Linked DNA regions of Homo sapiens: region 2 is linked to region 1. A link is a loop called in an ENCODE intact Hi-C map of the cell type or tissue named here. Cell type or tissue: mammary epithelial cell. All regions are shown on one strand. Each heading gives the region's core, and the rest is flanking DNA. Links, peaks and the distances in the headings are about the cores only. Region 1 overlaps CFAP299 (cilia and flagella associated protein 299). Region 2 overlaps CFAP299 (cilia and flagella associated protein 299).

What was found. Peaks named below come from ENCODE experiments on the same cell type or tissue, not always from the same donor. Only the 100,000 strongest peaks of a DNase experiment are listed, where the experiment ranks them.
Region 2: a loop joins it to region 1, with 2.1 times the contacts of the local background. A loop is called at or near these places in 1 of 110 quality-filtered maps.

What each region holds. Positions count from the first base shown.
Region 1 is chr4:80,438,260-80,454,283 of GRCh38, forward strand. All of the region lies in intron 2 of CFAP299 (cilia and flagella associated protein 299), which reads left to right. Among named protein-coding and RNA genes, the nearest start is that of CFAP299, 110 kb to the left of the region's middle. RefSeq lists an enhancer at 1,715-2,497. In mammary epithelial cell, for the core only: no CTCF peak of the experiment used is centred there; a DNase peak (open chromatin) is centred at 8,572.
Region 2 is chr4:80,385,859-80,401,882 of GRCh38, forward strand. The region is part of intron 2 of CFAP299 (cilia and flagella associated protein 299); the gene reads left to right. It also overlaps the pseudogene LOC100419739. Among named protein-coding and RNA genes, the nearest start is that of CFAP299, 58 kb to the left of the region's middle. In mammary epithelial cell, for the core only: no CTCF peak of the experiment used is centred there; a DNase peak (open chromatin) is centred at 7,603.

The sequences.
Region 1 (16,024 bases), core at 3,974-11,973:
TGAGGCTGTTTGGTGCAGGTTTGATGAAAGAAGTCTAGGAAAAGCCTTCAGTAAATGCAAAGGCCTTGAGTTTCCAGGGGGCCTAATGTGTCTGAGGAATGGCAGGGAGGCTACTCTTGCTTATCTGTTTCATGTCCAGCTTCCAAATGTCATCCCAACTCTTACAATATAAATTTATTTTTCTTCTACCAACATGTATGTGCTTACATATTTCATCTATTTGTGAGGATTAAGGTTGTCTGATTTTTCTGAGACAATTTGAGTAACTTTTTCTTTCTCCACTAATTTGAACGTTACCTTTGCCATAAAATAAATTCTCATCTGAACTTGGTTTCATTTTGACTCTCTCCTGTTCTATTCATCTGTCTGTTTTTAAAATCCATTTAACAAGCTGATTTAATTATTACAACTTTTATTCTTAGAAATGTCCAGGCTTTTCTCCTTTTTTCTCAATTGTAATTTACAATCCTTATGTACAATTTGAAGCTCTTCTAGGTATTTTAACTTGTATTGTACTAGTAAGAGAGAGAAATAGAATTGGTAAATGTATTAAGTCATTCCATACAAGAAAGTGATTTGTCTACTCATTTCCTTAAATATTTTATGCTCCTCAGTCGATATTTACAGCACAATAGTATGTCTTTTTGATTATTGGATTTATATGTAGGTCTTTTTTGCAATGGTTATTTCAAATAGAATCATTTTTTAAAAATAATTCAACAGTGTTCTAAAAAGCTATCTATTTTTGTATATAAATTTTGTGATTTACTAGTATATAGTGTAGTTTTCCAGTCCAATTTTTCATGTTGTCTAGCGAAGACACTATACTGTTTGCAATTATTTTAAATTTGTCTTCTCCCTTCCTATATTTATCACTTATTTCTATTATCTAATTTTGTTTTGATTACTAAATTGAGAACAATATTAAGTTATAGTCATGATTGAGGGAATCTTTAGTTTGTTGCTTACTCTAAAAAAGCAATTAGGGTTTCAGGGCAAGATGGCCAAATAGGAACAGCTCCAGTCTGCAGCTCCCAGGGAGACCAACGCAGAAGGCAGGTGATTTCTGCATTTCCAACTGAGGTACCAAGCTCATCTCATTGGGACTGGTTAGACAGTGGGTGCAGCCCACAGAGGGCTTGCAGAAGCAGGGTAGGGCGTCACCTCACCCGGGAAGCTCAAGGGCTCGGGGAACTCCCTCCCCTTGTCAAGGGAAGCTGAGGGACTATGACATGAGGGATGGTGCTATACGGCCCAGATACTATGCTTTTCCCCAGTTTTCCCAGCCTGCAGAGCAGGAGATTCCCTCGGGTGCCTACAATACCAGGGCCCTGGGTTTCAAGCACAAAACTAGGTGGCTGTTTGGGCAGACACCAAGCTAGCTGCAGGAGTTTTTTCGTACCCCAGTGGTGCCTGGAATGCCAGTGAGACAGAACCATTCATTCCCCTGGAAAGGGGGCTGAAGCCAGGGAGCCAAGTGGTCTTGTTCAGCAGGTCCCACTTCCACAGAGCCCAGCTGCCCAGCAAGCTAAGATCCACTGGCGGGAAATTCTTGCTGCCATCACAGCAGTCTGAAGTCGACCTGCGACACTCGAGCTTGGTGGGGGGAAGGGCATCAACCATTACTGAGGCTTGAGTAAGTGGTTTTCTTCTCACAGTGTAAACAAAGCTGCCAGGAAGTTCGAACTGGGCGGAACCCCCAACAGCTCTGCAAAGCCGCTGTAGTTAAGCTGTCTCTGTAGATTCCTCCTCTCTGGGCAGGGCATCTCTGAAAGAAAGGCAGCAGCCCCCATCAGGGGCTTATAGATAAAACTCCCATCTCCCTGGGACAGAGCACCTGGGAGAAGGGGAGGCTGTGGGCACAGCTTCAGCAGACTTAAACGTTCCTGCCTGCCAGCTCTGAAAAGAGCAGCGGATCTCTCAGCACAATGCTTGAGCTCTGCTAAGGGACAGACTGCCTCCTCAGGTGGGTCCCTGACCCCCATGCCTCCTGACAGGGAGACACCTCCCAGCAGGGCTCGACAGACACCTCATACAGGAGAGCTCCGGCTGGCATCTGGCGGGTGCCCCTCTGGGACGATGCTTCCAGAGGAAGGAGCAAGCAGCAATCTTTGCTGCTCTGTAGCCTCCTCTGGTGTTACTCAGGCAAACAGGGTCTGGGGTGGACCTTCAGCAAACTCCAGCACACCTGCAGCAGAGGGGCCTGACTGATAGAAGGAAAGCTAACAAACAGAAATCAATAACATCAACATCAACAAAAAGGATGCCCACGCAAAAACCCCATCTGAAGGTCATCAGCATCAAAGATCAACAGAAGATTTAAAAAAAACAAAGATGAGGAAAAAACAGTGCAAAAATGCTGAAAATTCCAAAAACCAGAATGCCTCTTCTCCTCTAAAGAATCACAACTCCTTGCCAGCAAGGGAACAAAACTGGACAAAGAATGAATTTGATGAATAGACAGAAGTAGTCTTCAGAAGGTGGGTAATAACAAACTCCTCCAAGCTAAAGGAGCATATTCTAACCCAGTGCAAGGAAGCTAAGAACCTTGATAAAGGGTTACAGGAATGGCTAACTAGAATAACCAATTTAGAGAAGAACATAAATAACCTGATGGAGCTGAAAAACACAGCATGAGAACTTCATGAAGCATCCTCAAGTATCAATAGCCGAATCAATCAAGTGGAAGTAAAGATATCAGAGATGGAAGATCAAATGAAAATAAAGTGTGAAGACAAGATGAGAGAAAAAAGAATGAAAAGGGATGAACAAAGCCTCCATGAAATATGGGACTGTGTGAAAAGACCAAACCAATGTTTGATTGATATACCTGAAAGTGACAGGGAGAATGGAACCCAGTTGGAAAACACTTCAGGATATTATCCAGGATAACTTCCCCAACCTAGCAAGACAGGGCAACATTCAAATTTAGGAAATACAGAGAACACCACTAAGATACTCCTTGAGAAGACCAACCCCAAGACACACAATTGTTAGATTCTCCAAGGTTGAAATGAAGGAAAAAATGTTAAGGGCAGCCAGAGAGGAAGGTCAGGTTACCCACAACAAGAAGTCCATTGGAGTAACAGCGGATCTCTCTGCAGAAACCCTGCAAGCCAGAAGAGAGTGGGGGCCAACATTCAACATTCTTAAAGAAAAGAGTTTTCAACCCAGAATTGCATATCCAGCCAAACTAAGCTTCATAATTGAAGGGGAAATAAAATCCTTTACAGACAAACAAATGCTGAGAGATTTTGTCATCACCAGGCCTGCCTTACAAGAGCTCCTGAAGGCTGCACTAAATATGGAAAGGAAAAACCATTACCAGCCACTGCAACAACATACCAAAATGTAAAGACCATCAACACTATAAAGAAACTGCATCAACTAATGTGCAAAATCACCAGCTAGCATCATAATGACAGGGTTAAATTCACACATAATAATATTAACCTTAAATGTAAATGGGCTAAATGCCCCAATTAAAAGACACAGACTGGCAAGTTGGATAAAGAGTCAAGACCCATCAGTGTGCTTGTATTCAGGAGAACCTACTCATGTGCAAAAACACACATAGGCTTAAAATAAAGGGATGGAGGAATATTTACCAAGCAAATGGAAAACAAAAAAATGCAGGAGTTGCAATCCTACTGTCTGATAAAACAGCCTTTAGACCAACAAAGATCATCAGAGACAAAGAAGGGCATTACATAATGGTAAAGGGATCAATGCAACAAGAATAGCTAACTATCCTAAATATATATGCACCCAATATAGGAGCACACAGATTCATAAAGTGAGTTCTTAGAGACCAACAAAGAGACTTAGACTCCCACACAATAATAGTGGGAGACTTTACCACCCCACTGTCAATATTAGACAGATATTTACAAGACAGAAAATTAACAAGGATATTCAGGACTTGAACTGAGCTCTGGACCAAGCAGACCTAATAGATGTCTACAAAATTATCCACCCCAAATCAACAGAATATACATTCTTAGCACCACATAGCACTTATTCTAAAATTGACCACATAATTAGAAGTAAAACACTCCTCAGCAAATGCAAAAGAATGGAAATCATGACAAACAGTCTCTCAGACCACAGTGCAATTAAATTAGAACTCAGGATTAAGAAACTCACTCAAAACCGCAGAACTACATGGAAACTGAACAACCTACTCCTGAATGACTACTGGGTAAATAACGAAATTAAGGCAGAAATAAATAAGTTCTTTGAAACAAATGAGAAAAAAGACACAACATACCAGAATCTCTGGGACACAGCTAAAGCAGTGTTTAGAGGGAAATTTATAGTACTAAATGCCCACATGAGAAAATTGACACCGTAACATCACAATTAAAAGTCAACTAGAGAAACAAGAGCAAATTCAAAGACTAGCAGAAGACAAGAAATAACTAAGATCAGAGCAGAACTGAAGGAGATAGAGACTCGAAAAACCCTTCAAAAAATCAATGAATCCAGGAGCTGGTTTTTTGAAAAGATTAACAAAATAGATAGACTAGTAGCCGGACAAACAAAGAAATAAAGAGAGAAGAATCAAATAGACACAATAAAAAAGATAAAGGGGAGATCACCACTGATCCACAGAAACACAAACTACCATTGGAGAATACTATAAACACCTCTAAACAAGTAAACTAGAAAATCTAGAAGAAATGGATAAATTCCTGGACACATACACACTCCCAAGACTAAACCAGGAGAAGTCGAATCCCTGAATAGACTAATAACAAGTTCTGAAATTGAGACAGTAGTTAATAGCCTACCAAACAAAAAGAGCCCAGGATCAGACGGATTCACAGCCGAATTCTCCCAGGGGTACAAAGAGGAGCTGGTACCATTCCTTCTGAAACTATTCCAAACAATAGAAAGAGAGGGACTCCTACCTAACTCATTTTATGGGCCAGCGTCATCCTGATACTAAAACCTGGCAGAGACAACAACAACAAAAATTTCAGGCCAGTGTCCCTTGAGCATCAATGCAAAAATCTTCAACAAAATACTGGGAAACCGAATCCAGCAGCACATCAAAAAGCTTATCCACCATGATCAAGTCACCTTCATCCCTGGGATGCAAGGCTGGTTCAACATGCACAAGTCAATAAACGTAATCCATCACATAAACAGAACCAATGACAAAAACCACATGATTATCTCAATAGTTGCAGAAAAGGCCTTCGATAAAATTCAAAACCCCTTCATGCTAAAAGCACTCAATAAGCTAGGTGTTGATGGAACATATCTCTAAATAATAAGAGCTATTTATGACAAACCCACAGCCAATATCATACTGAATGGGCAAAAGCGGGAAACATTTCCTTTGAAAACCGGCACAAGACAAGGATGCCCTCTCTCACCACTCCTATTCAACACAGTATTGGAAGTCCTGGCCAGGGCAGTCAGGCAAGAGAAAGAAATAAAGGGTATTCAAATAGGAAGAGAGGAAGTCAAATTGTCTCTGTTTGCAGATGACATGATTGTATATTTAGACAGCCCCATCATCTCAGCCCAAAATTTCTTTAAGCTGATAAACAACTGCAGCAAAGTCTCAGGATAGAAAGTCAATGTGCAAAAATCACAAGCATTACTACACACCAGTAATAGACAAACAGAGCCAAATCATGAGTGAACTGCCATTCATAATTGCTACAAAGAGAATAAAATACCTAGGAATCCAACTTACAAGAGAAGTGAAGGACCTCTTCAAGGAGAACGACAAACCACTGCTCAAGGAAACAAGAGAGGACACAAAGAAATGGGAAAACATTCCATGCTCATGGATAGGAAAAATCAATATTGTGAAAATGGCCACACTGCCCACAGTAGTTTATAGATTCAATGCTATTTCTGTCAAACTACCATTGAGTTTCTTTAGAGAATTAGAAAAACTACTTTAAATTTGATATGAAACCAAAAAAGAACCTGTATAGCCAAGACAATGCTAAGCAAAAAGAACAAAGCTGGAGGCATCATGCTACCTGACTTCAAACTATACTACAAGGCTACAGTAACTAAGACAGCATGGTACTGGTACCAAAACAGATATATAGGCCAATGGAACAGAACAGAAGCCTCAGAAATAACACCACACATCTACAACCATCTGATCTTTGACAAACCTGACAAAAACAAGCAATGGGGAAAGGATTCCCTATTTAATAAATCATGTTGGAAAAACAGGCTAGCCATATGCAGAAAACTGAAACTGAACCCCTATCTTACACATTATACAAAAATTAATATAAGATGGATTAAAGACTTAAACATAACACCTAAAACCATAAAAACCCTACAAGAAAACCTAGGCAATACTATTCAGGACTTAGGCATGGGCAAAGACTTCATGACTAAAACACCAAAAGTAATTGCAACAAAAGCCAAAATTGACAAATGGGATCTAATTAAACTAAAGAGCTTCTGCACAGCAAAAGAAACTATCATCAGAGTGAATAGGCAACCTACAGATGGGAGAAAATTTTTGCAATCTACTCATCTGACAAAGGGTTAATATCCAGAATCTACAAGGAACTTAAACAAATTTACAAGAAAAAAACAACCCCATCAACAAGTGGGTGAAGGATATAAACAGACGCTTCTCAAAAGAAGACATTTTTGCTGCCAACAAACATGAAAAAAAGCTCATCATCATTGGTCATTAGAGACATGCAAATCGAAACCACAATGAGATACCATCTCATGCCAGTTAGAATGGCGATCCATTAAAAAGTCAGGAAACAATAGATGTTGGAGAGGATGTGGAGAAATAGGAACACTTTTATATTGTTGGTGGGAGTGTAAATTAGTTCAACCATTGTTGAAGACAGTGTGGCGATTCCTCAAGGGTCTAGAACCAGAAATACCATTTGACCCAGCAATCCCATTACTGGGTGTATACCCAAAGGATTATAAATCATTCTATTATAAAGACACATGCACACATATGTTTATTGCAGCGCTGTTTACAATAGCATAGACTTGGAACCAACCCAGATGCCCAACAATGATAGAGTGAATAAAGAAAATGTGGCACATATACACAATGGAATACTATGCAGCCATAAAAAAGAATGAGTTCATGTCCTTTGCAGGGACATGGATGAAGCTGGAAACTATCATTCTCAGCAAACTAACACAGTAACAGAAAACTGAACACCACATATTCTCACTTATAAGTGGGAGTTGAACAGTGAGAACACATGGACACAGGGAGGGGAATGTCATACACCGAGGCCTGTCAGGGGTTGGGGGAAAGGGGAGGGATAGTGTTAAGAAAAATACCTAATGTAGATGACGGGTTGATGCGTGGAGCAAACCACCATGGCACATGTATACCTATGTAAGAAACTTGCACATTCTGCACATGTATCCCAGAACTTAAAGTATATTAAAAAAAAAACATTTAAAGTATCATCATTAAGCATAGTTTGCTTATTTGTTTTGAGTCATATATTTTTATCAGATTAAGCAAATATGTACTTCTGTGCTACTAAAAGTTTAAAAATTCAAGAATAGAAGATGAATTTTGTTATACATAATTTGTTGGCATCTATTGAGATCGTATGATTTTCTTTGACATAGTTAATATGGTTTATTACAGTAATAAATAACTGAGTTGGCATTGTATGCTAAAGATGTGTGTATGTGGTGTTGAATTGGCCTCTTTAAAAACTTTCAGGTCTTTTATTCTTTCACTCCGCCTGAAAGTTTGAAATGGTGTCTCTCCCTTTGATATTTATGCTGCGTGCTGGAGTGGCCAGGAGGAAGATTTTGAGATGGAGATTAGCATGCTTGACATGTATTAGGGAATGCTTCATTTGAGAGCAATGAGGAAGAAGAGAGAGGAAGGATTCAGGACTGGGAAGAGGAAAAGGCATAGGTGTTGTGTCAATCAGTGAAGGCCTCAGCCAACCACCTGTGGAACTCTGCAGTTGTCCATATTTGTGTGTGTAGAGGATGTATAGGGGAGGGTCAGGGGAAAGTGGCAGCACTTTTTATTCCTGCATCAAGCAGTCATTGGATATAGCCATTCAATGCAGGAAGGGGGCAAGGACTTGTACAAGACAATGCTCTTCAACCAGAGGAAATTCCCAAGAGGCTGACAGTTGAGGACTATCTGCCAACAGCAATCTCAGAAATGTTGAAATAAGTCTTCCATTTCTGTAAGCAAGATCTGTTTGGCACATGACAGCATCCACCACATCTAATTGACAGCTTCCATAATTCTATCCTCTACTTAAGTAATCTTATCCTTTTCACTGTCATTTATTATACTATTTGGGCCTTTGAGCCATTTTTTTTCCAGCTTAGATCCTTCTTTTGAGTTCTAGATCCAGAAATACAGCTGTCTTCTATCCATTACTTTCTGCATTAGGGACCTCAAACATCACATTGTAAGACTGAACTGATTTTCTCCTTCCCAAATTTCTGCCACCAACTCTATTACATTTCTCACCTGGTAGCATTACAGTCTATTTAGTCACTCAAGATAGAAATTTGAAAGAAAACTTCTATCAATGACTCTTAACCCAGAAATTTAATAATAGTTTCTCAGGAGATCAGTCAACTCATCAAAATGTGGATTTTATGTGTGCATTTTTATGGATCGTGGCTTTTCAGATTTGCAAAGGGTTTTGCAATTCAGTAAAAGATTAAGTAAGCATCATGGTTCAGGAATTTTTTTTTACATAATCTCAATCAACAAAACTATTCACCAAGGTCTGTTGATTCTACTTGTAATATTTTTTACCTACTGCTTTTATAAGTAGGCACTTACCCTCTCTTATGTGATTAACAATGGTAGTGTTTCTTTGTTTTTGTTTTTGCTTTTTATTTGTTTTTTTTTTGTTTTTTTTTTTTTTTTTTTTTTTGAGACGGAGTCTCGCTCTGTCACCCAGGCTGGAGTGCAGTGGCGGGATCTCGGCTCACTGCAAGCTCCGCCTCCCGGGTTCACGCCATTCTCCTGCCTCAGCCTCCCAAGTAGCTGGGACTACAGGCGCCCGCCACTACGCCCGGCTAATTTTTTGTATTTTTAGTAGAGACGGGGTTTCACCGTTTTAGCCGGGATGGTCTCGATCTCCTGACCTCGTGATCCGCCCGCCTCGGCCTCCCAAAGTGCTGGGATTACAGGCGTGAGCCACCGCGCCCGGCCTATTTGTTTGTTTTTTAAGACAGAGTCTTGCTCTGTCACCCAGGATGGAGTGCAGTGGCGTGATCTCAGCTCACTGCAACCTCCGCCTCCTGGATTCAAGCGGTTCTCCTGCCTCAGCTTGTAGCGGTTCCCCTGCCTCAGTCCCATGTAGCTGGGACTACAGGTATGCGCCACCATGCCCTGCTAATTTTTATGTTTAGTAGAGATGGGGTTTCACCATTTTGGCCAGGCTGGTCTGAAACTCCTGACCTCAGGTGATCTGCCTGCCTCGGCCTCCCAAAGTGCTAAGATTACGGGTGTGAGCCACCATGCCCGGCCAACAATTGCAGTTTTACTAACAGTCTTCTTGCTTTAAATTTTGACATAATCCTCCCACCCCATCCCCATCCCCGCTTTTCTAGTCAGTTTTCTATACTCTGGCCAGTTTAATCTTTTAATAGTGCAAATTGTACCAAGACATTTCTCTAATGCAATTATACCACTGGCTTTTTGAGATAAATTCAAGCTCCTTAGCATGGCACACAAGGCTTTATATGATCTAGCATTTGTGGATCTGTGCAGCCTCACTCATTGGCACTCCCACCACCATGTTTTAGGCACCAGCAGTCAGCAATCTGTAGAACAGATCTGTATGTTGTACACTGTCAATGCATTCTCTCTGCTCAGATTACCCCACTTCGTGGCAATATTGCAGACTTTATTTCTCCCCAGTCAAATAAAGTGAGTTTTCTTCTGGGCAACCTCTTTATTCACCTTTAGTGCACTCCATGGTACATGTCAGCAGCTGGGTTGTGTCTGGTGTTGAAAATGTCAGAAAATCTTAGGAGCTATATGGGTGACTGCTGATTCAGTATTACTTAGCATTTAAGAATGCCTAGTTCCTGCTAGTATTCATCTGATCACAAACTATAATCATCATCCTATTTATACAATAGTAAGTTTGAGAAGTTTTCTGAAGGTGTTAAAATTAATTATATGGTTATTTGAGTCTATCTTTGGGATGCTATTTAATATAATACTATTTAGTGGTAAATATCCATTTGTATTTTCTTATTATATAAATATGATATTGAAAATGCCACCAGCTCTATTATGCCACTAACTCTATTAAACCTTAAATTTTCTTTTAACATAAATGCTTAGAAAAGTTCTTTTTTCTTCTCTTACTAAGAGATCTAGATCCTCTCTGAAAATTGGTACAATCACCAGTACTTAAGGCTGAGAGCACAGAGTTTTCTGCTGTGTTTAGGTGTTAGTGACATTGAACATAATAAAAAAAAAACCACATCTCTGAACTCAATTTCAACAGGTATAATACTTTATTTTCAGCTTCAAGTAATTCTTAGGATTCAAATTGCAGGGTTTTAGAAAAAGAATATCCTAATGAAATTATGACATATGCAATATAGAAACTTACCAAACATTTTTCTAAATGAAAGTGCTTGGTGCTGCAGATGATGAGGTAGTTATAGATCTTGGGACAGAAATATATCCCAAGTGGCCATCTAATCTCCTACCTCCTCATGGGCAGAACCTAATTAAAAGCATCAGGCAAAGTAGTTAATGTACTTCTTGGAGATTAAGGTCAAGACAGGAGTTCTACATCTTCTTCTGCCACACTTTACAAATTATACCAAATACTTTTGCGGATGGTCTTGTATCCCAACAAGCCAAATGCATGTACTACATGCATTTCTGTATTTCGTTTTGATTTTTAGGCAAAGTTTCAATAATGGCATGGAGAGTTTTTGCTCACTTTTCTGCTTCAGTGTGACTATTATTTGAATCACCATGTTTTGTGGATAGAGATGAAATATTATATATGTAAGTACAACTAAAAATCTTAAGTTTTTCTTAGAAATTATTTTGCTCTGAATTTTCACATTGTTATTTCATTTTAAATTTTATTATTAATCACTTATTAGTTATTTATAAATAACAGAACTATTTTCTTTATTATCTCAACCTTCATTCTATCTTTTCTTATTTCTTTATTAACTGTTGTTATTAACAATTAGTCAAGTCTGATTCTTGATGGAATTTCATTTTTTTTTACTTCAAGGTTTAGAGGGTTTATTTCTAAAACACATAATAGCTGGACAACACTTAACCATTTTGTCAAAGGGAATTATATGCTTAATACATTCAAGAATTTCATTCTTAAAAAACGTTTTAAATTATGATCATGTTATATTTATATTTTCTCAGTTTTCTAGAATTATAATGAATAATTTATTAATATTTTCCATTTTACTATCCATATAATTAATTTCTGAATTTTTTATGACTGTTTTGTATCATTTCTAAGAATGCCAAAACCTAGAAAGAACACTTTAAGAAATTAATTTTCTGAAGCCAGAAAGGTCCATAATCTCCTTAAGTACTTTATGTTTAATTTTATTTAATATTTATAAATATTATTTTCTCACCAAAATGTACAACTTCTTTCTCAAAGCTAGAAAGTTATCTAATTCACAAGATGAAATTCATCATCACTAATTGAACTACCTAATGGGAAATAGCTCAAATTACTTATTTTGTGCTCCAGTAATTTCTCTCTTCCTCTGCCTAAGTGTCCTATCTTCTTGGAAAAGCTATGCAGTAAGGCAGTGGAGCAAAGTAATCTATATTGGCACAATGTTTTTCCAAGCATTATTTTGAGATTGCTTATAACAGTGTTAAATTGACTGAAAAAACTCAGTGGAGGATTAATGACTAAAGCCAGGGGTAAACAAAACAAAACAAGATACCTCATATAACTGCGAACTGTTAATTTTACCAGCCTATGTATGTCTTTGATACCAAAGAAGGAAAGAGAATTGAAAAGTTCTCCCTTTCAAAAAGTACTATTAATAAATGCATTGATATATGTGCCAAATATAATCGAGGCACCATGAGTTCAGAAGATTAATACATCAAGAAGTTTTCATTGCAGATAGATGACTCCACAGAAGTAATAACTATGCTCACTTAATATCACATTGCTTAGAATCCCTGAAGAGAAATGCTTGGAAGAATATTATTTGTTCCAAAGAAGCTCTAAATCAAAGTACTAGGAATAAAATATTTAAAGTGGTAAAGGAATACCTGAAACAAATGAAATACTAGGGAAATATTAAAAATACTAAATATCTTTGTGCACTGATGGTTAGGTTAGTTTAGGTTGCAGGAAAGCATACAAGATTTACATGAAGAATTCTTTTTAAACTCTGGAATTCAGAAATACAGTATTTCTGAATATTTGAGATGTTCATATATGTCAAAGTTTGTCCATAGAACTATATTTCACATTAAAAGAGATTTTAAAAACTGATGAGTATAATAAAATCCTAGTTGTTAAAATATTATTTTCAACTTAATGAAATAAATATAATCAGAGCACTTCTTTATACTGAAGTACATTCATTGCTCAAGCAGAGTTAGGCAAGAATTTAAAAAATAATGGATTAATACCGTGTGTGTGTGTGTGTGTGTGTGAGAGAGAGAGAGAGAGCATTTGGGTGTGTGAGAGGAGGGGCCTCTCAACAATTTTGTACCCAGCCCTGTAGGTAGCAGCCATCCAGCCTATGATCACATTCAGGTAATATCTGTTGAGTGAATAAGGGTGGTATTAGCTTGCTAGGACTGCCAACAAAATCTCACAGAGTGGGTGGCTTAAGCAACAGAAATGTATTTTCTTACTGTTTTGGAGGCTGGAAGTCCAAGATCAAGGTATGAGCAGGGTTGGTCCTTTTGAGGCCTCTCTCACTGGCTCGCAGATGGATGGCTGCCTCCTTGCTGTGTCCTCAGGTGGTGTTTCCTCTGTGCAAGCACATAGCTGATATCTCTTTGTGTGTCCAAATTTTCTCTTGTTATGAGAATACCAGTCAGAGTGGATTAGGGCCCACCCTTACAACTTTATTTAATAATTACTTCTTTGAATGTCCTATCTCCAAGTACAGTCACATTTTGGGGTTAGGACATCAACAAACACATGAATTTTGAGAGGACAGAATTCAGCTCAAAATATAGGGGTCTATCAGTGCAACTGAGTACACTATAAGAGCTTATTAAAAATTAATTGAGCTTATTTTCTCAATGTAGTAAAGATTTTTATATTATTCAGTACTGATAAGTGAAACAGTTTTGTCTAGTACACAGTATGGTATTATCTACTGAAAATAACTAAATTCACTTAAGTTTCTTAATGCTTGATTTAAAGTTTCCTTTGAATCTTTTGACAACATAATAGATTCATTTCCTTTCCTCTTTTGGCTGTTTTACACAATTAAATGGAAGTTACAATGATAGATGGGTTAGATTAATTCAGTCTTCTCCTTACCTTCACACATTACTCTAAACAAACTATGCTATTGGCAAGATGGAGCTCAATTTAAGATTGAACACTGAGCTGATAATTATTCAGTGAAAGATTAGATTCCATTAAATCTAAAGCCTGAGTCTGGTTTGTAGAAAATTGTTCCTGGGAAGCTGACTTTCACTAGGTCCTATAGTAAACACTAGGGTATGTGCTAAGATTGTTACCTTGTAACTTGTAGCTACTGGCAGGTAGGCACATTACTTGAGTTTGGAACAGTTGATGGGAATGTATAAATCCACTAGTAGAAATATAAAGGTAATTTCCTGAAGGCTACAGTAGATCTTCACCCCAAAGAGACATTATCCTGGTAGTGAATGTTTTATGGGGCCTGGAGGCAGGGAAGCCTGACCTCTACCTCAGAGTGCTGCCAGGTCATATTTGGTGTATATAGTAAAATGTTGCAACCTGAATCCTTTACTTACATTAAAGGAACATGTAGGCTTTGCCTGACTCTCTCGGTGTCTTTCAATCCATTACATCATTCTGTTACGACCAACAGGCCTTCAGGTATTCATTTCATTCCCTATTTGTTCATCTTGATATCCACCCAACCCATAAATTATAGGACATGAGAATTCAAATTAGTTTTTTTCTGGCTACTGCCATTTCTGAGCAAGAGAAGAGTATTGCTTTTAGAATTTCTTCAGAGAATTTATTGCTCTCTTAGGTTTGCAAAGGCCATGGGTATCCTGTATAGAACTAGCTAAGTTAGGTTAACATACTGCTATTTGGGTAAAGACTTACAAAATAGTCTGATGGTTGGTATATTTTAGATGATAGAAATTCAATGCCTTTTGGAGCTAAAGCCACTATTGTTAATAGAGTTAACATTAAAAGGGATGTCAAACCAAGCTGAATGAGAACAATGTGGTACAGTAAGTTGGAAAAATAATACAATTAAATTATTATATTTTACTTGATTACTTTGTTAAGCAGTAGAAATTGTGGGGGTAGATTATGGGATTTGTTTGAAGGATATGATACATTTCCCCAAATGAAAACATCCGTCCGCATTGATGTTTTCCATTAGTCATCTTCAGAGATGTGAATTTAACTTAAAACAATTCACACTACTCTGATGATGATTACTTTTAAAATGATGTTTGCATTAGTTAAGTCAGAGACATCATGAGAAATGGGAGTAAAAACAGATGGCCATGATGATGCATTTGTACTTTGAATGTTTAAAGCAGCCCCTGGTGTTTGCACAGGGATTGAGAGCAGAGTAGAAACTAAAATTGTCACAGGTTATTAACGTGCCTGACTTGGAGAGTCAACCAAAACCTTGAGTAAGTCTCATAGAAACTGCAACATTATCACGTTTCATATGATTGACATAATGTGCACTCTCCTATTATTCTGCAGGGCTGTCAAGTAAGCAGTGAGAACTCAATCCCTTTTTTTTATATTTAAGGAAAGTTTTTAGAATCATAAAACATATTGGAAAAGATCATGCTTTTGTTTACCGAGACTTGCATATCACAAACATTTTGGTTTTTAATAAGCAACAGAGTTTTCTCTGAGTATTCAGGTAGAGATATTTAAAATCCCTTTACGAATATTCAAACTAAGACATGAGTTCTCATTTATCATTCTTTTATTTCTTCTTAAATTTTAGTGTGTATGTATCCTGTCTTATAACCCCTAATTTAATTAGTAGTGTGGCATGGTAATGTAAATTTTAACAAGCTTCTGAAATGCTTTAAATAATTTAATTTTTTTCATATACCCATTCTTCAAATTATCCCTTAAAAATAATCGTGTGGCCTGGTATGGTGGCTCACGCCTGTAATCCCAGCACTTTGGGAGGCTGAGGTGGGTGGATCATTTGAGGTCAGGAGTTCGAGACCAGCCTGGCCAACATGGTGAAACCCCGTCTCTACTAAAAATACAAAAATTAGCCAGGCTTCTTGGCGCGTGCCTGTAATCTCAGCTACTCGGAAGGCCAAGGCAGGAGAATCGCTTGAGTCTGGGAGGTGGAGGTAGTGGTGAGCCAAGATCTCACCACTACACTCCAGCCTGGGTGACAGAATGAGACCCTGTCTCAAATAATAATAATAATAATAATAATAATAATAATAATAATAATAATAATCTTGCAAGCGTGATTTTCACATTTCCATTTAGTAATTCATTAGCATTTTAGCTTTATAGTTGCTTTAAAGGTCTGAGAAAATTATTGGTTTAAGATAGCATACTGATCACGTGTTGTTATGTCCTTTACCATCTCAGACCCCTGAGTTTCAAGGCTTAAAAAATGTATAAACACTCCATAATGAAGATAATGTGAGGTGACTGTTAGTGGTTGACAATTTTTGCAATTTTCTGGCAGGCAGAAAGCAGTTTTGAGAGAGGTATTGGAAGGTGCAGGATAGAGTGGCCAGAGTCTGGGAGGAGGTGATCTTCTTTGCTGCCTGGAGAGACTCAAGACTTAGGAATGCCAGGTATGATGAAAAGCATAAGTGAATCATGAGTTGAAAAACAAGGAC
Region 2 (16,024 bases), core at 2,906-10,905, 53 kb before region 1:
TCCCAGGGGACGCAACTACCAGCCTAGACCAGCGGGACGCTGGGCTGCTCAGGCTCCAGCCATCTCTCTCTTGCCGTGGCTCTGCCCGGAAACCGTGGGCGGCCCTGCCCCTGTCCCCAGAATGTTGCAGGGCTTTCCAGCAGGAGAGGGGACACCGGAAGGCGGCCATGAGCCAAGGTTTATGAATGACATTCAGAAGGATTTCTGCCAATGGCTCGATGGCTCGCTTCCACTGGGAAGGATCTCCAGTCTGCCCCCAGGGAGCCTGGACCCAAACATGAGCATCAGGCCTTCCCAGGAAACGAACACCCCGGGTCCGTCACTCTGAGGCCTCGATGTAGATGAGCACAGCGAGCATGGCACATGGGCCCTCGGCCCCGGCCTGCAGCCCCGCCAGAGCCAGGTTGGAGCCCAGCCCCTCAGCTGTCCAGGTACCACCAGCTCAGATTCTGTGCCCACCGCACCACCCACGACGATGGAAAGCTCCGCGTTCAGCTCTGCGAAGGGCGGCTTGCCCGGGACGGCCTCGGGCACCAGACCAGCCCCTGTGTCCTTCATCTCCTCCAGCCCCAGCGGGTCAGGCAAGGGGGTCACCACCTTGCGCCCACCACTGCCGCCACGGCGCGGGGCTGCCCTCTTCTCGCGGGCGGTGGTGGGGGGGGGGGGTGCCGCCGGGTTTGCAGGTCCTTTTCCTTCTGGGGGCCGAGACGACAGCGGTGATCTTTGAGGTATTTGTGGCGGAAAAAGCCCTTGGCACAGCCAGCATAGCGGAACTTGTAGTAGCCCGTGTGGGCGCGCAGGTGCTCGGCGAGGTGGGCACGGCGGCTGAAGGACCTGCTGCACAGGGCGCATTTGTGGAGCTTCATGCCGGAGTGGGAGAGGACATGGGCCTTCAGCTTGTCCGGCCGGTTGAACAACTTACCGCAGCTTGTGTGCGTCGATAAAGGGCATTTATATTTCTTGAAGGGCTGGTGGATCAACATGTCTCTCTTACAGTTTGTCCTTGAGGTTGAATGCGGACTCGCACACCGAGCATTTGTAGGGCTTCTCGCCTGAGTGGTTGTGAGCGCGCAGTTTGAGGTAATGCACCCGCCGGGAGGACTTCTTGCACACCTGGCCCTTGAACCTGCCCCCACTGCGGTGGGTTGGCAGATGACGCTGCAGGTAGCGTTCACAAGGAAACACCTTCTAGCAGTGTGGGCAGGGGAAGTTGTGAGTGGCGGTCTGCAGGTGATGCTCCAGGGCCTCTGGGGTGGATATTTGTTGACACGTTTGACACACTTGTAGACGGCACTGCCCTTCTTGGGGCTGTGCTGTGGAAGGAGGCTGTGGGAGTACTGGTGCACGCTCAGGTCGTACATCGGGGGTAAGTCCTTGTTGCAGAAGTGGCCGGGGTAGCTCAGCTCCTCCTGGTGGCTCTTGATGTGCTCCAGAAATGTGTCGAGCTTTGGGAACGTTTGGGCACAGCTTTTGACCACACATTTGTACACCTGCTCGTTCTTATGCTGGGTCATGTGAGACTTGAGCTGGAAATAGGTGCTGAACTTGCTGGGGCAGAACTGGAACAAGTAGGAGCTGTAGATGAGGACTACCTGCTTGGGTTTCCGGCTTGCCCCTTGCTATCGCTGGCTGTGGGCCAGGCCTGGAGCTGTGGCGAGCTTGGTAGGGGCTGGCCCAACCCTGTGTTTTCCTCATCCTCCTGCCTACTGGGGTTCAGGGCCAAGACCTGTACAGTCACAGAGTTTCGAGACACAGTGCCACCACCGTGTCCTGAAGGCCATACCTTGTGGGTCTGCATGTGTTTCTTAACATTAGACTTCTGGGCAAAGGCATGGCCACATGCAATGCATTGGAAGGGCTTCTCACCTGTGTGGCTTCAGATGTGCTGCTGCAGGTCGAAGTTTTTGGTGAATGACTTGTCACAGTATGGGCACTTGAGTTTCTGAGCCTTTGGCTTCCCTGTAGCTTCCAGGAGTCCCCTGGTACCTTTAGCCCGTGGGGTCTTCAGCATTGGTGGAGAGTCAAAGATGGCCACGGTGCCCCCGGTGGCACTGGTCATGGGGCAGCAGGGTTTGGTCCTTTGGGTGTTTGCCAGGGCTGTACACTGTGGGGGTGGGGTATACTGGAGCCTCCACACACTGGTTTGGCACCTCCAGGGGTGGGTAGGGCTGCATCACCAGTGCCTGGATCTCCACCATTCCACTCCCAGCCAGGAGTGCAGCAGCACTGTACACCTTCACCACACCATTCCCACCAGGATTGGGATGCCCAGGGGGGCCCAGGCTGTGGGGTGGAGGTGGTGAGGGCAGTGGTGGAGGAGGGGGTGAAGGCTAGGTGAGGTGGCTGGGCACAGAATGCATGTTCAGGCTGCTCTGCACAGGTCGCGGGCCCTAGGGCATGGGCTGGTCCAGGGATGTGAAGCCTGAAATGGCAGACATGAGCAAGTCATTGCTTACCAAGATGTTCCCCTGGATCAGTGGGGACAGGGGCACTGTGATGTATGTAGAGATCTGGCAATTGGCAGGAGGCGAGGCCTGCTGGACCGCTGTGGGTGCTGCCGAAGGTGTGTAGATTGTGTAGATGCTGTTGGTGACCAGCGAGACTGTGTCCAGGTCGGGGGCATTTCTTTGGCACTGTTCCCGCTTGTGGGTCATAAACACTGGCAGCGAGTTGAATTGCTTCTTACACTTCCCACAGAGAAAGACATCCTCATCATCCAATGGCTGGATAGCAGGGGACGCATTGACACTCTGGCCTCTGGGATCAGGGACTGCTCCTTGGCCATCCAGTAATGATGGGACAGCTAGAATGGTCTGGTTGTCCATTCCCTCCAGGGCCTTAAAGATCACCTGCACCATCTTGGAGCCCCTATATTTCTTATAATTAATCAATAGATTTTTTGGGGAGGTAGGGTTTCTATGCTGTTAGTCATACCTGCAAACAATGATGTTTCTATTTCTTCTCTTCCAATCATATTTCCTTAATTTATTTTTCTTTCTTTTTAAATTATTCTTGTAAGGCATTGTAGTACATGAATAAATGTAAGTATTAATAGTGTACCTTCCTTGTGTCGTTTTTTATTTTAAAGGGATAATGTCTACTATTTCCCTGTTTACAGTAATATGTGGGTGTGTACATGTGTTTTTGTGTGTTTAACATGGAAAGTTCCCTTTTATATGCTCTTTAATAAGTCAGATGATCATACTATTTTTTCTTCTTTATTAAGTGTTGAAAGACATTTAAGGAATTTCTAATACGAAATCCTCCTTTTATGCCTGGGATAAGCTCAACTGGGTCATTTATTATCTTTATTATTCACTGCTGGATTGGGTTAGATAATAATTTATCTGGATTGTCTTTTGGATTTTCTACCCAGTATTATCTGCTAATCATTCCTACCTAGTATTACAATAATGAACAATTCTTCTCTTTAGAGCTTCACTTTCTAATCACCCTACACTCCAACTTACTCCATCTCTGGGTTTGAGTTAGTCTTTCCGAAGTCCCATTTTAAGAGTCTAAGGATTTATTAAAACACACTCCATTATCATAGTTCTGATCCCACACCTGGGAAATTAAAAATTAAGGCAATTTGCAGCTGTGGAACATTGTAGTCCAAGCAAGAGACCTGTGCTTACAGTGGCCAAAGACCAGATCAGAAATTGAATGGTATTTGAGGAGTAAATTAAAAAATTGAATATATTTTGTTTTAGTTGCATCAGGTCAAGATACTTTAGCCGAAATGTTTATTTGAGGAGAAAGGCTTGACTCTATCATTGAGAAAACAAAATAGACTGAATGATTCATATTCTGATACCACATTGGCTAACCGAGTTCATTACTTTGTGCCTTTATTGCTTAACTGATAATAAAAATAGCTAACCTTATTGAGCACATTCAAATATTCAGACAGTACTAAAATCCTTATATAAGCATTTACTATTTACTTCTTTAAACACATTTTATGGATGTTGAAATTGAGGCACAGAATTTTAAGAAAGTGCCTAAAGTCTTTCAATTAGCACATAGTAGAGCTGGAATTGAAATTGAAGCATAGTGTCTCCAGAGTCCCTGGTGGTTTCCAGTTTAATAATTGACAACCAGAGTGATTTTTCCAGAATTATTAACATAGATTTATTGAGGTATAACTGACAAAAATTATACATATTTATAGTATGCAATGTGATGTTTTGAAATACATATACATTATGAAATGATTATTATAATCAAGCTTATTAACATTTCCATCACAATACCTTTATTTTATGGTGAGAATATTTAAGGTCTACTTTCTTAGCACATTTCAAGTATACAATATGGTGTTATTAACTATAGTTGCTATTCCGTACATTGTATCTCCAGAGCTTACTCATTCTAGATTACTGAAACTGTATACCCTTTGACTGACATCTCCCGATTTACCCTACCCCCCAACCCCCTGGCAACCATCTGTTCTCTGCTTTTATGAGTTTTACTTTTTATATTCCACATATAAGTGAGATCAAACAGTATTTGTCTTTCTGTGCCTGGCTTATTTCACTTGACATAATGTCCTCCAGGTTCATAGTGATGTTGCAGATGATAGGATTTTCTTCATTTTAAAGACTGAGCAATTCTCTCCTCTCTCTCTCTCTATATATATGTATATATACACACATATATGTATATATGTATATATGTATACACACATATATGTATATATGTATATATGTATACACACATATATGTATATATGTATATATGTATACACACATATGTATATATGTATATATGTATACACATATATGTATGTACACACATATGTATATATGTATACATGTATACACACATATATGTGTATATATGTATATATGTATACACACATACATGTATATATGTATATATGTATATATACACACATATGTATATATGTATATATACATATACACATATATGTATATGTATATATGTATACACACATATATGTATATGTATATATGTATATACACATATATGTATATGTATATGCGCACATATATGTATATATGTATATACACACATATGCATATATGTATATACACACATATGTATATATGTATATATGTATGTACACACATGTATATATGTATATATGTATGTACACACATGTATATATGTATATATGTATGTACACACATGTATATATGTATATATGTATACACACACACATATATACACACATATATATACATATACACATATATACACTCACACATATATCCTGCATTTTCTTTATGCATTCATCTATTGATGGACACTTAGGTTGATTCTATATCTTGGTTCTTGTGAATAATGCTGCAGTGAATATGGGAGTGCAGATATCTTTTCAACATGATAATTTCATTTCCTTGTATACTCAGAACTTGGATTGCTGGATTATGTGGTAGTTCTATTTTTAATTTTTTGAGAATCTTCATAGTATTTTGCATAATGGCTATACCAATTTGTATTCCTACCAATAGTATGCAAGGATTCCCTTTTCTCCACATACTTGCCAAAGCTTGTTATCTTTTGTCTTTTTGATAATCGCCATTCTAACAGGTGTGAAGTGTTATCTCATTGTGGTTCCGATTTGCTTTCCCTGATGACTAGTGATGTTGAGCACTTTTTCATAACAGTCACACACTGTATAACAACATTTTGATCAATGACAGACTGCGTATGCAAGGTGGTCCCATATGATTATAATGAACCTGAAAAATTCTTATTTCTTGGTGATGTCATAGTGCAATGCATTATTCATATGTTTGTGGTGATGCTGGTGTAAAGAAACTGCTGTGCTGCCAGTCATATAAAATTATGGCACAGATTCTGGGTGTGGTGGCTCATGCCTTTAATCCTAGCACTTTGGTAGGCTAAGATGGGACTACTGCTTGATCCCAGGAGTTTGAGACCAGCCTGGGCAAATAGTGAGTCCCCCATCACTACAAAAATTACAAAATTAGCCAGGCATGGTGGGACATGCCACAGACACTCAATGTCAGCCAGTGAAGAAAGCTAGGAAGTGGTGTGTACCCCAAAAAGCCACAGCGGTGGAGCTGCCCAAGTCCATGGGAGCCCATCTCTTGCATCAGTGTGACATGGAGTCAAAGGAGATCATTTTGGACCTCGTGACCTGCATTTGAGACATGGAGTCAAAGGAGGTCATTTTGGAAATTTAAGATATGACTTCCCTATTGGATTTCTGACTTAGACCTTTTCGGCCTTACAGGCCTTTCTTTGGCCTGTAGCCCTTTCATTTTGGCCGATTTCTTCCATTTGGAATGGGTGTATTTACCAGATGCCTTTACCTCCATTGTATCTAAGAAGTAACTAACTTGCTATTGATTTTACAGGCTCATAGGTGGAAGGGACTTGCCTTGTCTCAGATAAGACTTTGGGCTTGGACTTTTGGGTTAATACTAGAATGAGTTAAGACTTTGGGGGACTGTTGGAAGGGCATGATTGTGTTTTGAAATGTGAGGACATGAGATTTGCGAGGTGCCAGGGACAGAATAGTATAGTTCGGCTGTGTCCCCACCCAAACCTCATCTTGAATTGTAATTTGAATTGTAATCCCCATGTGTTGGAGGTGGGATCTTGTGCAAGGTGATTACATCAAGGGAGTGGTTCCTCCATGCTGTTCTCATGATAGTGAGTGAGGTCTCACAAGATTTGATGGCTTTATTAATGGGCTTTTCCCTGCCTTCACTTGACACTTCTCCTTGCTGCCGTCATGTGAAGATGGATGTGTTTGCTTCCCCTTCTGCCATGATTGTAAGATTCCTAAGGCCTTCCCGGCCACGCTGAGCTGTGAGTCAATTAAACTTCTTCCCTTTATAAATTACCCAGTCTTGGGTATGTCTTTATTAGCAGCATGAGAATGGACTAATACAGACCCTATCTCAAAAATGAAAAAAAAAGTGTAGCATATATAATTGTGTATAGTACATACTACTTGATAATATTAACAAATGATTATTTTACTGGTTTATGTATTTAATATACTATTTATCATTATTTTAAAGTGCACTCCTTCTACTTATTAAAAAAAGTTAACTGTAAAACAGCCTCAGGCAGGTCCTTCAGGAAATATTCCAGAAGAAGGTATTGTTATCATAGGAGATGACAGCTCTATGGCTGTTATTACCCCTGAAGACTTTCCAGTGGGATGAGACTTGGAGAGGGAAGACAGTGATATTGATGATCCTGACCCTGTGTAGGCTTAGGCTAATGTGTGAGCATAATGTTTATGTCTTAGTTTTTTAACAAAAAAGTTTTAAAAGCAAAAAATAAAATACAAATTTTAAAAATAGAAAAATGCCTATAGAATCAGGATATTAAAAAAAGAAAATATTTTATGCAATTGTACAGTGATTCTCTGTTTTAAGCTAAATGTATTACAAAAGAGACAGAAAAGTAAAAAATTGTAAAAGTTTATAAAATAAAAAGTTACAGTAAGCTAAGATTAATTTATTATTTAAGAAAGAATAACAATTTTGTGTAAATTTAGTGTAGCCTAGTGCAGTGTTTATAAAGCCTACAGTACAGTAACGTGTTAGGCTTTCACATTCACTCACCACTGACTCACTGACTCACTGACTCACTGAAAGCAACTTCCAGTCCTGTAAGCCCCATTCATAAGTGCCCTATACATGTATATAATTTTTCATTTTTTATGCTATATTTTTACAGTACCTTTTCTATGTTTAGATACACAAATACTTATTATTGTGTTCCAATTGCCTGCAGTATTCAGTACAGTAACATGCTGTACATGTTTTTAGCCTAGGGGTAATAGGCTATACCATATAGTTTAGGTGTGTGGTAGGCTATACCATCTAGGTTTGTGTCAGTACACTCTATGATGTTCAAACAGCTACAAAATCACCTAGTGACACATTTCTCAGAATGTATTCCTGTTATTAAGTAATGCATGACTGTACCTGTTGACCATTTGTATGTTGATATGGTTTGGCTCTGTGTCCCCACTCAAATCTCATCTAAATTTTAATCCCCATAATCCCCACGTGTCAAGAGTGGGATTGATCTTGACACGTGATCCCCACATGTCAAGAGTGGTGGGAGGTGATTGGATCATGGGGGCGGCTTCCCCCATTCTGTTCTCAAGATAGTGAGTGAGTTCTCATGAGATCTGATGGTTTCATAAGTGTTTGACAGTTCCTCCTCCACACGCTCTCTTTCCTGTTGCCTTGTGAAGAAGGTACTTGCTTCTTATTCACCTTCCTCCATGATTGTAAGTTTCCTGAGGCATCTCCAGGCAAGTGGAACTGTGAGTCAATAAAACCTCTGCCCTTTATATATTACCCAGTCTCTGGTACTTCTTTATAGCAGTGTGAGAAGGGACTAATACATATGTCTTCTTTTGAAAAATATCCATTCAGATCCTTTGACTATTTTCTAATGGGGTTGTTTGTTCTCTTGTGATTGAGTGAATTCCTTATACATTTTGAATATTAACTCTTTTTCAGATGTATGGTTTGTATAATTTTTCTCTCATTCTGTAGGTTGTTCCTTGGCTGTACACAGTTTTTTTTTTTTTTAAATTAGATGCAGTCCCATTTGTCTATTTTTGTTTTTGTTTTCTGTGCTTTTGGGGACTTATCTAAGAATTTATTGCTTCCTCCAATATCAAGAAGCTTTTTACCTATGTTTTTCTCTAGTATTTTTGCAGTTTCAGTTTCTTACGTATAAGTCATTAATCCATTTTGAGTTGGTTTTTATATATAGGGTGATATAAAGGTCTAATTTCATTCTTCCACATGCAGAGAATCAGTTTTCCAAACAACATTTTTTGAAGAGAATGTCCTTTCCCCAATGTGTGTTCTTGGCACTTTCTGCAAGGATCAATTGACCATAAATATGTGCATTTTTTTCTGGGCTTTCTGTTCTGGTTCATTGGCTTGTATGTCTGTTTTTATGCTGGTACCATGCTGTTTTGATAGCCATTGTTTTGTAGCATATTTTGAAATCAGGTGATGTGATACCTCCAGCTTTGCTCTTTTTGCTCAAGATTTCTTTGGCTATTTGGGGTCTTTTGTGATACCACAAAACTTTACAACATTTTTTTTCTATTTCTGTGAAAATTCCATTGGAATTTTGAGAAAGTTTGTATAGAATTTGTGGATTAAGTTGGAAAATATGCACATTTTTGACAATATTAATTATTCTAATTCATGAACATGTGATATCTTTTTATTTGTGTCCTCAAATGTTTTCATCAGTTTTATAGTTTTTAATATATAGATACTAATATTTTATCTCATTGGTTATTTCTATGTATTTTATTTTCATGCTATTGTAATTGGGATCTTTCCTTAATTTCATTTTTTGGATAGTTTGTTGTTAGTGTATACAAACATAATTGATTTTTCTATGTTGATTTTGTATATGGAAAATGTACTAAATTTATTAGTTCTAGTAATTTTTGGTAGAGTTTTTAAGCAAATGTCACCTGCAAGGAGAGACAGCTCTACTTTTTATTTTCTGATTGAATGTCTTTTAAAATTTTTGTTATTATTTGTTCTTGCCTAATTGCTGTGGCTAAAGCTTCCAGAAGTATATTGGATAGAAGTGGCAAGAGTGGTCATCCTTTTCTTATTCCTGATATTAGAGGAAAGCTTTTCACCAATGGATGTGATGTAGCTGTATTTGAGGTACATTTCTTCTATACCAAACTTGTTGAGAGTTTTTATCATAAAAGTATTTAAAACATTGTTTAAAGATCAAAGTTTAAGGAAGAAGCATAAAGATTATGTTTAATGAGTCCTAACTTGATTATTACAAGTTATTAGATAAAAGATCTGATTTAAAAATGGGATGATGTAAGTAAACTTCTGGCAGTTAGCTTCTTGCCATTTTTAACAATTTGGACTGAAGTATTAAAATTAAATTCAAGCCCATGAAACTGCTCATTTTTAATAAATTCATTGAATCAATCATTTACAACTATAGTAGTAAACATTCTTCAAAATGTAATTATTCCTTCAGTTACTGGTGACTGCATTAATTATAATTTAACAGAAAATAATTGACTAAGCTTAGAAAACCTAAAAAAAGGTTTATTTTCTGCACATACACACAAATACACACACAATGTCTTTCTCTCCTTTCTTTTACTCTTCTCTGCCTTTTATAGGCTTAGAGCCACTACTGACAGAAAATAAGTAAATAGAGCAATAGATGTCTTCCATTGCACTATGTGTCACTGCCAAGTTTGTCAGCATTCTCAATTTGCTTAGTTGATAAATTATTTTTCGTGTTTGTTTTTATTTCTATTTAATGGGAAAATTCTTTAAAATATAACCGTGTATTTGGTCTAAGGGAAGGGTGATAAAAACCCACTACAATGGTCCTTTGCCTCTTTTAGAGTTAGAGATGTTCATTTCCAGCACTCAATAAATAATAGGGAGAGGTGTCAGGAGATGCGTAAACAGAATTTCTTCCAGTTTTTTTATGAGCCGGCTCAGTATACCATAACAGCAAACACCCATGTTTGCCTCAATCATGTTTTTGTAAACAATCACTGAGATAATATGTGTAATGAGATAATACATTTTATATTTACAATTTTCAGTTACTGAGTTCTAAACATTTGTACAGTGTATTTTATTAGCATTGGTATTACTATGAAGGATGGGGAATATACAATGAATTCTTTTTAGTGTACATTAACCTGCTAGTAGATTTATTCTAATCAAGGTGATTATAAGTGAGCTGCCTAGTTTGATTTCTTTTTAAAATTTAAATTTTGAGATAATCATGTGGTTTTTGTCTTTGGTTCTGTTTATATGCTGGATTACGTTTATTGATTTGTGTATGTTGAACCAGCCTTGCATCCCAGGGATGAAGCCCACTTGATCATGGTGGATAAGCTTTTTGATGTGCTGCTGGATTTGGGTTGCCAGTATTTTACTGAGGATTTTAGCATCGATGTTCATCAGAGATATTGGTCTAAAATTCTCTTTTTTTGTTGTGTCTCTGCCAGGCTTTGGTGTCAGGATGATGCTGGCCTCATAAAATGAGTTAGGGGAGGATTCCTCCTTTTTCTATTGATTGGAATAGTTTCAGAAGGAATGATACCAGCTCCTCCTTGTACCTCTGGTAGAATTTGGCTGTGAATCCATCTGGTCCTGGACTTTTTTTGGTTGGTAGGCTATTAATTATTGCCTCAATTTCAGAGCCTGTTATTGGTCTATTCGGGGATTCAACTTCTTCCTGGTTTAGTCTTGGGAGGGTGTATGTGTCCAGGAATTTATCCATTTCTTCTAGATTTTCTAGTTTATTTGCGTAGAGGTGTTTATAGTATTATCTGATGGTAGTTTGTATTTCTGTGGGATCGGTGGTAATATCCCCTTTATCATTTTTTATTGCATGTATTTGATTCTTCTCTCTTTTCTTCTTTATTGGTCTTGCTAGCGGTCTATCAATTTTGTTGATCTTTTCAGAAAACCAGCTCCTGGATTCATTGATTTTTTGAAGGGTTTTTTTGCGTCTCTATCTCCTTCAGTTCTGCTCTGATCTTAGTTATTTCTTGCCTTGTGCTAGCTTTTGAATGTGTTTGCTCTTGCTTCTCTAGTTCTTTTAATTGTGATGTTAGGGTGTCAAATTTAGATCTTTCCTGCTTTCTCTTGTGGGTATCTAAGCTATAAATTTCCCTCTACACACTGCTTTAAATGTGTCCCAGAGATTCTGGTATGTTGTGTCTTTGTTCTCATTATCTCAATAGATGCAGAAAACGCCTTTGACAAAATTCAACAACGCTTCATGCTAGAAACTCTCAATAAATTAGGTATTGATGGGACATATCTCAAAATAATAAGAGCTATTTATGACAAACCCACAGCCAGTATCATACTGAGTGGGCACAAACTGGAAGCATTCCCTTTGAAAACTGGCACAAGACAGGGATGCCCTTTCTCACCACTCGTATTCAACATAGTGTTGGAAGTTCTGGCCAGGGCAATCAGGCAGGAGAAAGAAATAAAGGGTATTCGATAAGGAAAAGAAAAAGTCAAATTGTCCCTGTTTGCAGATGACATGATTGTATATTTAGAAAACCCCATCATCTCAGCCCAAAATCTCCTTAAGCTCATAAGCAACTTCAGCAAAGTCTCAGGATACAAAATCAATGTGCAAAAATCACAAGCATTCTTATACACCAATAACAGACAAACAGAGAGCCAAATCATTTGTGAACTCCCATTCACAATTGCTTCAAAGAGAATAAAATACCTAGGAATCCAACTTACAAGGCATGTGAAGGACCTCTTCAAGGAGAACTACAAACCACTGCTCAACGAAATAAAAGAGGATACAAACAAATGGAAGATCATTCCATGCTCATGGATAGGAAGAATCAATATCGTGAAAATGGCCATACTGCCCAAGGTAATTTATAGATTCAATGCTGTCCCCATCAAGCTACCAATGACTTTCTTCACAGAATTGGGAAAAACTACTTTAAAGTTCATATGGAACCAAAAAAGAGCCCGCATTGCCAATTCAATCCTAAGCCAAAAGAACAAAGGTGGAGGCATTACGCTACCTGACTTCAAACTATACTACAAGGCTATACAGTAACCAAAACAGCATGGTACTGGTACCAAAACAGATATATAGACCAATGGAACAGAACAGAGACCTCAGAAATAATACCACACATCTACAACCATCTGATCTTTGACAAACTTGACAAAAACAAGCAATGGGGAAAGGATTCCCTATTTAATAAATGGTTCTGGGAAAACTGTCTGGCCACATGTAGAAAGCTGAAACTGGATCCCTTCCTTACACCTTATACTAAAATTAATTCAAGATGGATTGAAGACTTAAATGTTAGACATAAAACCATAAAAACCCTAGAATAAAACCTAGGCAATACCATTCAGAACATAGGCATGGGCAAGGACTTCATGTCTAAAACACCGAAAGCAATGACAACAAAAGCCAAAATTGACAAATGGGATCTAATGAAACGAAAGAGCTTCTGCACAGCAAAAGAAACTACCATCAGAGTGAACAGGCAACCTACCGAATGGGAGAAAAGTTTTGCAATCTACTCATCTGACAAAGGGCTCATATCCAGAATCTACAAAGAACTCAAACAAATTTACAAGAAAAAAACAAACAACTCCATCAAAAAGTGGGTGAAAGATATGAACAGACACTTCTCAAAAGAAGACATTTATGTAGCCAGCAGACACATGAAAAAATGCTCATCATCACTGGCCATCAGAGAAATGCAAATCAAAACCACAATGAGATACCATCTTACACCAGTTAGAATGGCGATCATTAAAAATTCGGGAAACAACATATGCTGGAGAGGATGCAGAGAAATAGGAACACTTTTGCACTGTTGGTGGGACTGCAAACTAGTTCAACCATTGCGGAAGACAGTGTTGCGATTCCTCAAGGATCTAGAACTAGAAATACCATTTGACCCAGCCATCCCATTACTGGGTATATACCCAAAGGATTATAAATCAGGCTGCTATACAGACACATGCACACATATGTTTATTGCAGCACTATTCACAATAGCAAAGACTTGGAACCAACCCAAATGTCCATCAATGATAGACTGGATTAAGAAAATGTGGCACATATATACCATGGAATACTATACGGCCATAAAAAATGATGAGTTCATGTCCTTTGTAGGGACATGGATGAAGCTGGAAACCATCATTCTCAGCAAACTATTGCAAGGACAAAAAACCAAACACCTCATGTTCTCACTCATAGGTGGGAATTGAACAACGAGAACACTCGGACACAGTAAGGGGAACATCACACACCAGGGCCTGTTTTGAGGTGGGGGAGGGGGGAGGGATAGCATTAGGAGATATACCTAATGTAAATGATGAGTTAATAGGTGCAGCACACCAACATGACATATGTATACATATGTAACAAACCTGCACGTTGTGCACGTGTACCCTAGAACTTAAAGTATAATAATAAAAAAAATTTAAATGTTGTGACCATTTTCAAATGTAGACTTATTTCTTGATTTGGCATGACTTATACATTCTAAACCAGAGGCGTTTTTTGCTTTAAGAGGTTAAAAGAATATATATTACATCCTTGAAAGTAATTAACATTATAGAAATAGTAGACTTTTAAAATTAAAATTTAATTCCTCTATTTGTTGGATTTTTGCCAACTTGTGATGTTATAAGTTTTGAAATGTGTGCTTTACTTACTTTATATATTGTCTGTCTCTTTATGTCTGTATGTTGATATAGATGCAATTAGATATATAAAGTTTCATTGAAGTGAATAATTTGACAGTCAACTGATCCGAGTGTATTTTGTATATGATATAATAGTAGTAGCATTTTAACTATCCTTTGCTGATGTGTGTCAGGCACTGGGGAGGAGTTTAGATGTTTTAACTTGTTTAACGCTCACAACTATCTTGATAGACATGAAATTTTCTCCATTTCACAAATGGGGAAACTGAGTTGATATGGCTTGGTTGTGCCCCCACCCAAATCTCAGCTTGAATTGTATCTCCCAGAATTCCCACGTGTTGTGGGAGGGACCCAAGGGGAGTTAATTGAATCATGGGGGTTTGTTTTTCCTTGCTATTCTTGTGATAGTGAATAAGTCTCACGAGATCTGATGGGTTTATCAGGGATTTCTGTTTTTGCTTCTTCCTCATTTTCTCTTGCTACCGCCATGTAAGAAGTGCCTTTCACCTCCCATCATGATTCTGAGGCCTCCCCAGTGGAATTGTCCGTCCAATTAAACCCCTTTTTTCTTCCCAGTCTCAGGTATGTCTCTATTAACAGCATGGAAATAAAGTAATACAGTAAATTTGTACCAGTAAAGTTGGGCGTTGCTGAATAGATACCTGAAAATATATAAGTGACTTTTGAACTGGGTAACAGGCAGAGGTTGGAACAGTTTGGAGGGCTCAGAAAAAGTCAGGAAAATGTGAGAAAGTTTGGAACTTCCTGGACACTTGTTGAATGGCTTTGCCCAAAATGCTGACAGTGATATAGACAATAAGGTCCAGGCTGAGATGGTCTTAGATGGAGATGAGCAACTTGTTGGGATCTGGAGTAAAATGACTGTTGCTATGTTTCATCAAAGAGACTGGTGGCATTTTGCCCCTGCCCTAGACATTTGTGGAACATTGGACTTGAGAGAGATGATTTAGGGTATCTGGTGGAAGAAATTTCTAAACATCAAAGCATTCAGGAGGTTACTTGGGTACTATTAAAGGCATTCAGTTTTATAAAGGAAGCAGAGCATAAAAGTTTGGAACATTTGCAGCCTGACTATGCAATAGAAAAGAAAAGCCCATTTTCTGGGGAGAAATTCAAGCTGGCTGCAGAAATTTGCATAAGTAGCAAGAAGCCTAATGTTAATCCCCAACACCGTGGGGAAGATGTCTCCAGGCCATGCCAGAGACCCTCACAGCAGCCCCTCCCATCACAGGCCCAGAGGTTCAGGAGGTAAAAATGGTTTAGTGGACTGGGCCCAGGGTTCTCGTGCTGTGTGCACACTAGGGACTTGGTGCCCTATGTCTCAGCTGCTCCAGCCATGGCTGAAAGGGGCCAATGTACAGCTTGGGCTGTGGCTTCAGAGGGGGGAAGCCCCAAGTCTTGGCAGCTTCCACATGGTGTTGAGCCTGTGGGTATACAGAAGTCAAGAATTGAGGTTTGGGAACCTCCACGTGGATTTCAGAAGATGTATGAAAACACCTGAATGCCCAGGCAAAAGTTTGCTGCAGGGGCAGGGCCTTCATGGAGAACCTCTGCTAGGGCAGTGTGGAAGGGAAATGTGGGGTCAGAGCCCTCCCCAAGCAGAGTCCCTACTGGGTCACTGCCTAGTGGAGCTGTGAAAAGAGGGCAACCATCCTCCAGTTCCCAGAATCGTAGATCCACAGACAGCTTGCATTGTGCACTTGAAAAAGCCATAGACACTCAATGCCAGCCCATGAAAGCAGTCGGGAAGGAGGTTGTACCCTGCAAAGCCACAGGGATGGAGC